Regions from separate parts of the Homo sapiens genome. Here region 2 is linked to region 1. A link is a loop called in an ENCODE intact Hi-C map of the cell type or tissue named here. Cell type or tissue: K562. All regions are shown on one strand. Links, peaks and the distances in the headings refer to the core of each region. The heading gives the core; the rest is flanking DNA. Region 1 overlaps TMCC1 (transmembrane and coiled-coil domain family 1). Region 2 has its middle 34 kb from the start of TMCC1-DT.

Region 1 (5,383 bases), core at 133-5,132:
TAGATCAAAAATTATCTGATGTAGTGAGATAAGTTGCCATGTAGCTTCCTAGTCATGGAGGCTGGATTATGGTATGCTAGTGATTAGTGGGAAATTTTTAAGTTTAAACATATATTTATTGAGCACCATGTCAGGCACTATGAAGAGGGAAAAATTAAATTGAGCAGAGTCCTAGATATGTTTATTTTTTAGGCAGAGAACAGAAGGGAAGCAGTATCAAATTAGAACAAAAAAGTCAAAAGGTAAATTTCCTAGACCATGAATTCATGTATATACGTGTGTATGTGTGTGTGTGTGTGTGTGTGTGTGTGTGTGTGTATGTGTGTGTGTTTTGAGACAGGGTTTCTCTCTGTTGCTGAGGCTGGAGTGCAGTGGTGAGATCATGGCTCACTGCAGCCTCGGCTTGCCAGGCTCAAGCAATCCTCCCACCTCAGCCTCCCAAGTACCTGGGACTATAGGGTCATGCCACCATGCCCACCTAATTGTTGTATTCTTCATAGAGATGGGGTCTTGCTATGTTGCCCAGGCTGTTCTCAAACTCCTGGCCTCAAGTGATCCTCCTGCCTCAGCCTCCCAAAACAAAGTGCTGGGATAACGCGTGAGCTATCACACCCAGCCTGAATTCATTTTTTATGGTTTATCTCATACTTAAATCATTTGTTTCTATATTTGCTTCATAGTGACTTACGTGCTTAAATAAGTTTAAGCAATAAAAACCTGTACATATTTAAAAAATGTTTCTATAGTGAAAAGGAATGTGACTTTGAGATACCACCTTTTTCTCCTTGAGTAAGATTTACATGTGGTTATTGGACTAGATTGAGAATTTTGCAATGTTTATGTCAAAATGAAGGAAATTATACTATGAGCAGTCAAAATCTTGAAAATTTTTAGCTATGGCCTACAAGATTCTTTTTGTTCCTTCATGTTATTTTTCTATTAGTTTACCATATACTATGTTTATATTAATTGCTTCAACAGTTTGAGAAGCAATAACAGAAAACACGTTTTGTAGATAATCTAAGGTAATCACTTATTTAAAATGAAAAGTTATTAAAGCTATCAGAAGAAATCTTAAATTTGACCTATGCCTATGAATAAGAAAGTGTTTTTTCCAACAAATATGTTGGGGACCAAGGGGAAGTCAGGCAAAACATATTCAGGTTTTGTATGTTTTAATCCTTTTATTTTCTCAGCTTCTTGATCTTCCTACATGCTTGCAGATGTTAAATGTGAGGACCCTGAAAAAAATTTTTTTTGATCCTGAGTATAGAAAACATTTTATAAGAAAAAATAATGGCCATGTGTGGTGGCTCATGCCTGTAATTCCAGCACTTTGGGAGGCTGAGGTGGGTGGATTGCTTGAGCTCACGAGCTTGAGACCAGCCTGGGCAACCTGACAAAACCCTGTCTCTACCAAAAATACAAAAAATTAGCTGGACGTGGTGGCATGCACCTGTGGTTCTAGCTACTCAGGAGGCTGAGGTGGGAGGATGACTAGAGTCCAGGAGGCAGAGGTTGCAGTGAGCTGAGATTGTGCCAGTGCACTCCAGCCTGAGTGACAGAGTGACACTGTCTCAAAAAAAACCAAAAATGTAAAATGGGAAATTATAGTAGAAATGATCCTTAAGGTTCCTGTAATTCTGTGACTGATTCTAATTTTTTCGTGTGTCTTGAAGCTGTTTAGTAGTGTGCTGCGATATGGAGGATGGTGTTCAGAAAGTTGTGTTAGCATTGTAAAACTTCCCTTCATTTAGAGGGACACATGTGGTAGAATAGTCAAGAGTGTAAGTTCCAGTTTTTCTGCCTGCTGGCTGTGTGACCTTGAGCATGCCATTTAGGCTCATTTTTCTTATCTGTAAAATGTGAAAAGGATGGTGTTCAGAAAGTTGTGTTAGCATTGTAAAACTTCCCTTTGTTTAGAGGGACACCTGTGGTAGAGTAGTCAAGAGTGTAAGTTCCAGCTTTTCTGCCTGCTGGCTGTGTGACCTTCAGCATGCCATTTAGGGTCATTTTTCTCATCTGTAAAATGTGAAATAACATCAAGTACCTCACAGGATTATTGTGAGGATCAATTGAGATAATGTGTTAACAGTTACTTGGACATGGCTGGGCGCAGTGGCTCACGCCTGTAATCCCAGCACTTTGGGAGGCTGAGGCGGGCGGCTCATGACATCAGGAGATCGAGACCATCCTGGCTAACAAGGTGAAACCCTGTCTCTACTAAAAAAATACAAAAAATTAGCCAGGCTTAGTGGCGGGTGCCTGTAGTCCCAGCTACTCAGGAGGCTGAGGCAGGAGAATGGTGTGAACCCGGGAGGCGGAGCTTGCAGTGAGCTGAGATCGCACCACTGCACTCCAGCCTGTGTGACAGAGCGAGACTCCGTCTCAAAAAGAAAAAAAAATATTAAAAAAAAAGTACTTGGACATTACAAAGTACTATACAAATACAAGGTGGTATATAAAAAGAGGTATCTAAATCTATGAAGAACAGTAGTTTCATAGTAGCTTTTCTCTTTAATTATTGATTCTTTCTGCTTCCTGTATGTTTTGTTCACAATTAGGCAGTCCGTTGCCACTGGGCAGTATAGATATGTTGTCCAGCCTGCCATCACTGGACTGTAGTTAAGGTGGATGTCTTGTCCAGTCTGCTGCCACTGGGCTGTATGTAAGGAGGTTCTTCTGTCCACCCCACCGCTACTGGACTCTCTTCCCTGTAGGTAAGCCCCTAATAAAATCCCATGTTTTGTCTGGGCGTGGTGGCTCATGCCTGTAATCCCAGCATTTTGGGAGGCTGAGGTGGGTGGATCACTTGAGGTCAGGAGTTCGAGACCAGCCCGACCAACATAGTGAAATCCCCCCTCTACTAAAAATACAAAAAAAATTAACCGGGTTTGGTGGTGTATGCCTGTAGTCCCAGCTACTTGGGAGGGTGAGGCAGGGGGATTGCCTGAACCTGGGAGGCAGAGGTTGCAGTGAGCTGAGATCATGCCATTACACCCCAGTGTGGGTGAGGGAGCAAGATTACGTCTCAAAAAAAAAAATCCCATGTCTCGTTTGCTGGTTCTGGGTCTCTTCTTTGGCCTCTTGAACCTGGTGCCATCCCTATTGAGGTTAATAGGGGTTAGGCACAACATATTTACTCTTCTTTTTAGACTCCCTAAAAGAATTTCTTGACTTAGAGACAGAAGTACCTCATCTACATGTTTTGCTAATTTAGTGAATCAGCTAGTTGAGGAGGAAAGTTAGATAATTTCACTGGAGATTGGACCAGAGTTAAAACTTGAAAGCCCAAGGCCACTTAATCTTTATTGGAGAAATTCATGACGTTGTATAACATTGTTTTATTTTGAGAACCAATTCTTAACTTTCTTAGCTGTTGTTTTTCGTTGCTCATACATGTTTGAAATACTGTTTGACATTTAATGCATTATTCGTTGATTCATAGTTTTGAATTTGGGACTTAGAAAACCTGAATTGTAGATCCTAGAGCAGTGTTTTTGAAAAAAGAAATACTGATAGTAGATTACCTAGAAGTTGTTGCAATGGAATTCTGACACTACTGGGAGTTAACATAGACTTCATAGGTTAAGGTCACAGTCCCCAGAAGACTATCCTCACTTAAGACACCAGCCACAAATTTGGAGGTCCCTTCGCTACCTGTGCTCCTGACCACTGGCTACCTATCCAGGAGTTCTCACGATCCATTCAGGTTCAGAAATTCACTAGAATGACTCAGTGCTTGGGAAAGTGCCACACGCTACTTAAAATTACAGTTGTATTATCCTGAATATTCCCCACTAATATTTTTTTAAAACTTTATTTTGAAATGATTGTAGATTCACGGAAAGTTGCAAAAATAGCATAGAGTCCCTTGAATCCTTCCCCTAGCTTCCCCCAGTGGTGGCATCTTATGTAACTGTAGTATAATATCGAAACCAGGAAATTGACATTGGTATAGTATTACTAAACTTTCTTGCTGAGTCATTTGGCCATTTTGGAATCTGAAGGACCAGTGTTTTCTTTAACTCTCATTACTTCTCTAGAAATGTTTGTCTTTTCCTAAATCTCTAATTTCTGATACTGCAGCTTCTGTTTAAAACAGGATCTTACATTTTCCATTCATTTACCTTTTTAAAAATGAATTATAATATCTACTATTTTTATGACTTAAGAAAAATTTTTGAAACATCACTGAGAACTGTTTGCTTACCATCGAAATGGGCAATATTCCTAGGCAACCATATCCATACTCAGGCTTTAGAATAGTCACTGTGAAGTCATGTGGGGTTTTTGTTGTTGTTGTTGTTTTTAGGCCAAGGAAGCTATCCAAGAATTTTGTGAATGAGGCTGAGAGTTGACCTTGCCAGAATTCATGGGGAAGATGTGTTTCTTGTTTTGTGTGGTCAAAGAGAGTTTTTCATCCAAACATTGCCCTCATTTCTTCTCCTTTTTCTGCTGAGTTTTTTTTTTCTTTTGATTTTTTAAGTGTCTAGAGACTTTAACTTCTTTAAATGTTATTTTTTGGTAGAGTTTTATTTTCAGTGGTTTATCTTGGGATAAGTTGAGTAAGAGGTTCAGATTTCAAGACAAACAAGGAATGATTTGTCTTTGCTTTGGGACTTGACATGAAGTATTAAGAAAACGAGGTATTAAGAAAAACTCAATGAGGTGTTAAGAAAAACTCAAAAAACTAATTTATAGTTTTGTTATGAAAGCTACAATCAGACATTCTTAGATTGCTTTATTTTATTCAATGGAGTTTGAGTTTTTGATGGTTTCTTCATGTAAATAGGAAGCCACCAGAAGAAGGCCTGTCATAAGTAAACTTCATTATCTTAGCTAAAAGGACCTTGCCAAAGAAAATTTAGTATAGTGAAGATCATGGTGATAGGAGTTTGACCTAGTGGTGAATGTTTTGTGATTGCTGGCAACTGAACTTTGACTTAGGCAGTCTGGACCATATCTCATGATTTTTGAGCATGGTTCATGCATTTGTTCATTCATGCAACACATTTTTATTGGGCCACCTAGGCAACAGGATATTATGTGGGGCAAAAACTGATGTGATACCCTTCCCCCATGGAACTTAGGGTCTGGTGGAGAAGACAGAAATGTCAAATTAAGTGTTTAAATTGCACCTGTGACAGTGGCATAAGAGTAGGTATTGGGTAACACTTACATTAGTGAGATTTGACCAGATTAGAGAAGGCATCCTCAAGAAATGATACTTGTGCTATGATCTGAAGGAGGAGTAGATGTTAACTTGGCAAAGAAAGGATAGATGGGAGATGGTTGTCCAGACAGAAGAAATAGCAAGTGCAGAGGCCCTGTGGTAGAAGGGAGAATGGTGAAATGAAGGACCTAATTAAGGCTAGCATGG
Region 2 (5,383 bases), core at 174-5,173, 70 kb before region 1:
TCTACTAAAAATACAAAAAAAAAATTTAGCTGGGTGTCGTGGCGTGTACCTGTAATCCCAGCTGCTTGGGAGGCTGAGGCAGGAGAATCGCTTGAACCCAGGAGGTGGAGATTGCAGTGACCCGAGATCATGCCACTGCACTCCAGCCTGGGCAACAAGAGCAAGACTGTCAAACAAAACAAAACAAAACAAAACGAAAAAAAACAAATAGAAACTTTAAAATTGAAAAATATATAACAAGTTAACAATTCACTGGAGGGTTCAGCAGCAGATTTAAGCTGGCAGAAGAAAGAATCAGCTAATGTGAAGACTGGTCATTTGCAGTGATCTAGCCTGAGCAACAGAAAGAAAAAAAAATGAACAGAGCCTCAGATAACTGTGGGATACCGTAAAGTACACTAAAATACATATAATAGAGGCCTCAGGAGGAAATGAGAGGATAGTGAGAAAAAGGCAGAAGGAATATTTGAGACATGATGGCCAAAGACTTCCTAAATTTGATTTCTTTTCAAAACAGTAATCTACAAAATCAAGAAGCTCAACAGGTCCTCAAGTAGGATACATTCAAAAGATCCACTCCTAGACACATCATAATGAAACTATTGAAAGCCAAAGGCAATGAATGTAGGAAGTAGCAAGACAGAAAAAGACTCATCATATACAAGGGATCCTCAATAAGCTTAACAGCTGATTTCTCATCAGAAACCGTGGAGACAAGAAGGCAAAGGGATGGCATGTTCAAGGTGCTGAAAGACTCACCAAGGCTTGGTGCAGTGCCTCACACCTATAATCCCAGCACCTTAGGAGGCTGAGACAAGAGGATCACCTGAAGCCAGGGATTCAAGACAAGCCTGGGCAACAAAGCAAGATGATGTCTCTACAAAAAAAGTGAAATATTAGCCAGGCATGGTGGCACACACCTGTAGTCTTAGCTGTTTAGGAGGCTGAGGCAGGAGGATCACTTGAAACTGAAAGAAAGACTCAATCAAAAATTCTGTCTCTAGGAAAACTATCTCTCTCTTTTTCTTTCTTTCTTTTTGTGACAGGATTTCACTCTGTTGCCCAGGCTGGAGTGCAGTGGTGTGATCACAGCTCACTGCAACCTCAAACTTCTGAGCTCAGATGATCCTCCCACCTCAGCCTCCTAGGTAGCTGGGACTACAGGCATGTGCCACCATGCCTCACTAATTTTCATATATAATTTTTTTTTTAGAGATGAGGGTTTCACCATGTTGCCCAGGCTGGTCTCTAACTCCTGGGCTCAAGCGATCTGCCCACCTCAGCCTCCCAAAGTGCTGGGATTACAGGCATGAGCCACCACACCCGGCAGGCAGATGGATTTTAATCCAGTTATATACTGTTTACAAGAGATACACTTCAGATTCAAATATTCAAATAGATTGAAAGTAAAAGAATGAAAAAAATATACTATGCAAACAGTAATTAAAATACAGCTAGAGTGGCTATATACGATATCAGACAAAATAGGCTAAGACAAAAATTGTTGCTACAGACAAGGACATTTTATGATGATTAAAGTTTCAGTCCAGCAAGAAGACACAATAATTATTAACATATTATGCACCTAACAACAGAACTCAAAATGCATGAAGCAAAGTCTTGGTGGGGGTGGCGGATGGGCACAAGTTTCTTTATTTTTACTCAACCCCCTAGCTAGGATTGTCAGATAAATACAAGACACCCAATTACATTTAAATTTTTAATAAACAACAAATAATATTTTCAGTGTAAGTATGTCTCACATAGTATTTGTAACCTAATTATACTAGAAATTTATTCGTTGTTTATCTGAAATTTGAATTTAAAAGAGCATCCTGTGTTTTAATTTGCAATACCTGGCAACGCTATACCTATCACATTTCTATTATTTGCCATCCCCTGAAGACATTTGAGTTTGCAACCACCACTGAGGGCACATTTTTAAGCAAAGGACTAGGTCTTCCTTCCTTATGTAATTCAAAGCTGGTCAAATGAGAATTTGGACTCTTGGTCACCAGGGGAAGCGGTTCTTAAATGTACTGATTCTTGTTTTAATGACAAAGGTCTCCCTTCCTCCCTCCTGACTTCTTCCTTCCCTTCCTCCCTCTTTTCCTTTCTTCTCTCTTTTTTTTTCTTCTTCTTCCTCCATTCTTCCTTCTCTCCCTTCCTTCCTTCCACAAGCATTCTTTGAATACCTACTATGTGTGGAGTCCTGCCGTAGTTACCAGAGTGGCACAATGAGGCATAAAGCACATTTCTTTTCTCTCTGGCACTCAAACCTGCACCCCCAGAGACATCAATCTAGAACTCTGCACCAGCATCACCCGGAAGCTTGTTACAACTACAGATCCCAGTCTCACCTTAACCTCATAGCAAATAGAAGACTAGAGGTTTGGCCTAGGAATCTGAATTTTCCACAAATGCCAAATCAGATCTGTATAGTCCACCAGGCTCTGGAGGTGCATCAGAAGACTCTAATCTAGGTGAGCTTCCCACCCATCCTGCGAGTCTCCTCTGTCGTGTCCTGGCGGGCCATCTCCTAGCTCCTGCTCGCACATCTCCAGGGCCATCTCTCCCTCGAGGGACCTAACCATGAGAAAGTGTTCCCCCACGGGAGCTGGAATCCAAGGCTGGGTCACCAGAGCTACCCAGAGTCTTCCTTTTACCCAGAGGTATCCTTTTTCCATACCAGACACCAGTGTCCCTTCAGTTCTTTCTGAAGTTTTCCTCAGGGCAAGCTGTCCAGGTGTCTCACTCTTGAGCTGGGGGAGAGAGACAAACAAGGAGGACAGGTCCCTCATTAAATGAGCAAGCAAGGACATTGGCCCTGTGGGTGGCAGGAGGACATCTTCGGGGTGTGCTGGCTATTTAGGTTGGTCATTCCAGCCAACCCAAGAGCCTGATCACAGCCCTGGCTCCCTGGTCAGTCATCTGAGCTCTATCAGTCACCCACTCCGAAGGAGTCCGGTGGTGGCCAAGACAAACCCAGCTGTCCGCTCCCTTTGCAGAACCCCCATCCCACAGAAGGGATGAGATAGTGTGACTCAGCATCTGCTGCAGGGGAGGAGCTGGCCCCTGGTTGAATTTTAACAGGATTCGAGGGTAGGGAAATAGTTTGAAAGTGTCAGGCCATCTTTCACCATCTTCTATGCTGCACTCCCCTCCTTACTTCTGTTCTCCCTCCCCTACCATTGCCCTCCCAATTCTTTCTTCATTATGCAAAGCAGCCTGGGAGCTCGGGGGAGTGGGGAAAAGGAGGGCACCAAAAGAAGAGAGTCCAGAGCCCGCAGCTTCTACCCGCAAGCCACCTCTCCAGTCTGCTCCCTGTCCAGACACACACAGAGCCCCCCGCCAAATTCAGTGGCACAAACTGTTCCCCATTTTTTTGCACACGTAAATGTGTGTGTGTATGTGCTGGTGTTTATAACAGGGTGTTACACTGGAACTACTAAGTCACCAAGGTGAAATAGATAAGACACCCAGACCAAGATGCAAATGTTCAAAGGAAATAAACAACAGTCGTTTTATTTTTAGACGGACTCTCGCCCTGTCACCCAGGCTGGGGTGCAATGGCGCGATCTCGGCTTACTGCAACCTCTGCCTTCCAGGTTCAAGTGATTCTCCTGCCTCAGCCTCCTAAGTAGCTGAGATTACAGGCGCGTGCCACCACGTCTGGCTAATTTTTTTTCTTTTTTTTGTATTTTTAATAGAGATGGGGATTCACCATGTTGGTCTTAAACTCCTGACCTCGTGATCCGCCCGCCTTGGCTTCCCAAAGTGCTGGGATTACAGGTGTGAGCCACCGCACCTGGCCAACAAAAGCCATTTGTAAGACCCTAAAACATCTCACCTGCATTGAGGTTATATAATGATCTAGTTGTTGGAGATCAGAGGAATTAGTGAGGAGGACTTTGGAGAGCGGGTCTTTCAATCTCCCCACCCCAGCCCTACCCCACCGAGGGGCAGAGCTGAGGATGCCTCTACCTGAGCCAGTTGAGGGCACTGAAGCAGGACCATTGGAAAGCTGCATCTGGGCTCCTTGCAGGATGGAGGAGCTGGGCCTGTCTCTGACTCCCACCTCAGCAAACTGAAAGACAGGAGAAAAAGGAGCCTCGGAGAGGCGGTTGAGCAGGCAGCTTCAGTCCCCTAATGATCTCCAAGGTGATCAGAGCTAGAACATGTGAAGATTTTCTGTAGATCAGATGTGGGCCCCTGCAGGAGCTGGCCTGATCATGCCCCAGGGGACGATCTGGAGCAATGTTCATGCCAACTCGGTGGGAAGGGAAAAAATAGGAGCCGAGAAGAGAGCCACCAGCGGGAGGTGAGTGTGTCCCCCACAGCAAAAGGCAGGATGAGAGGCTCTCAGCTGGGAGTGGGGATGTCTCCAGAATCCATGAAAGCAGCCGGGGAGATTATAAGATGGATCACCTTGACACATAGGTCAGCACAAAACCACCCTGGACCCATATCACTCAAGTAAAAAATCTCCAGCTCGCTGAGAGCTCCTCCCTCCCTTGCCCCCTCCCCGCCCCATGCCAGGGGTTAGAAACTACCTTAGAAAGATTGAGGGCAGGGGAGACTTTATGATGGAGACAGAGAAAAAGAGATCCACCCGTACTCTAGTAAACTTTAAGTTGGAAATTTGGCTGTTCCCAGACTGGACATTCTAAGACTATATTTAAAAACCTAAAATGAATATAAAACTTAAAAAAAAAACCTAGTGAATTAGGGTTCTCTAGAGAAGCAGAATCAATAGGATATGAATATTTAGAGGAAGAGGTTTATTGTGAGAAACTTGTTCATGCAATTATGGTGGCTGGAGACCTAGGAGAGCTGATGGTGTCCTTCCAGTCCAAAGGCCATCTTCTGTAGAACCAGAAGGAGCCAATGTTGCAGGTGAAGTCTGAAGGCCACCTGCTGGAGAATTCTCTCTTGTTAGAGAAGGGGTTGCATAGGCTGGTCTTTTAAGGCCACTCAAGCCTTCAACTGATTTGGTGAGGCTCACTCACATCGTGGTGGGCAATGTGCTTCACTCAAAGTCTGCTGATTTAAATGTTAATCCCATTCAAAAAACACCCACACTGTCCAGGCGTGGTGGCTCATGCCTGTAATCGCAGCACTTTGGGAGGCCAAGGCCGGCAGATCATTTGAGGTCAGAGGTTTGAGACCAGCCTGGCCAACATGGTGAAACCCCATCTCTACTAAAGATACAAAAATTATCTGGGCGTGGTGGTGGACGCCTGTAGTCCCAGCTACTTGGGAAGCTGAGGCAGGAGAATCACTTGAACCCAAGAAGTGGAGGTTGCAGTGAGCCAAGATCGTGCCACTGTGCTCCAGTGTGGGCGACAGAGTGAGACTCTGTCTCAAAAAATAATAATAATAA

The links. Hi-C counts contacts between places; a loop is a spot of excess contacts. Peaks named below come from ENCODE experiments on the same cell type or tissue, not always from the same donor. Only the 100,000 strongest peaks of a DNase experiment are listed, where the experiment ranks them.
Region 2: a loop joins it to region 1, with 7 times the contacts of the local background. A loop is called at or near these places in 3 of 110 quality-filtered maps.

Annotation. Positions count from the first base shown.
Region 1 is chr3:129,854,587-129,859,969 of GRCh38, reverse strand. All of the region lies in intron 2 of TMCC1 (transmembrane and coiled-coil domain family 1), which reads left to right. Among named protein-coding and RNA genes, the nearest start is that of TMCC1, 36 kb to the left of the region's middle. In K562, for the core only: no CTCF peak of the experiment used is centred there; no DNase peak of the experiment used is centred there.
Region 2 is chr3:129,924,891-129,930,273 of GRCh38, reverse strand. No RefSeq gene overlaps it. Among named protein-coding and RNA genes, the nearest start is that of TMCC1-DT, 34 kb to the right of the region's middle. In K562, for the core only: no CTCF peak of the experiment used is centred there; a DNase peak (open chromatin) is centred at 3,033.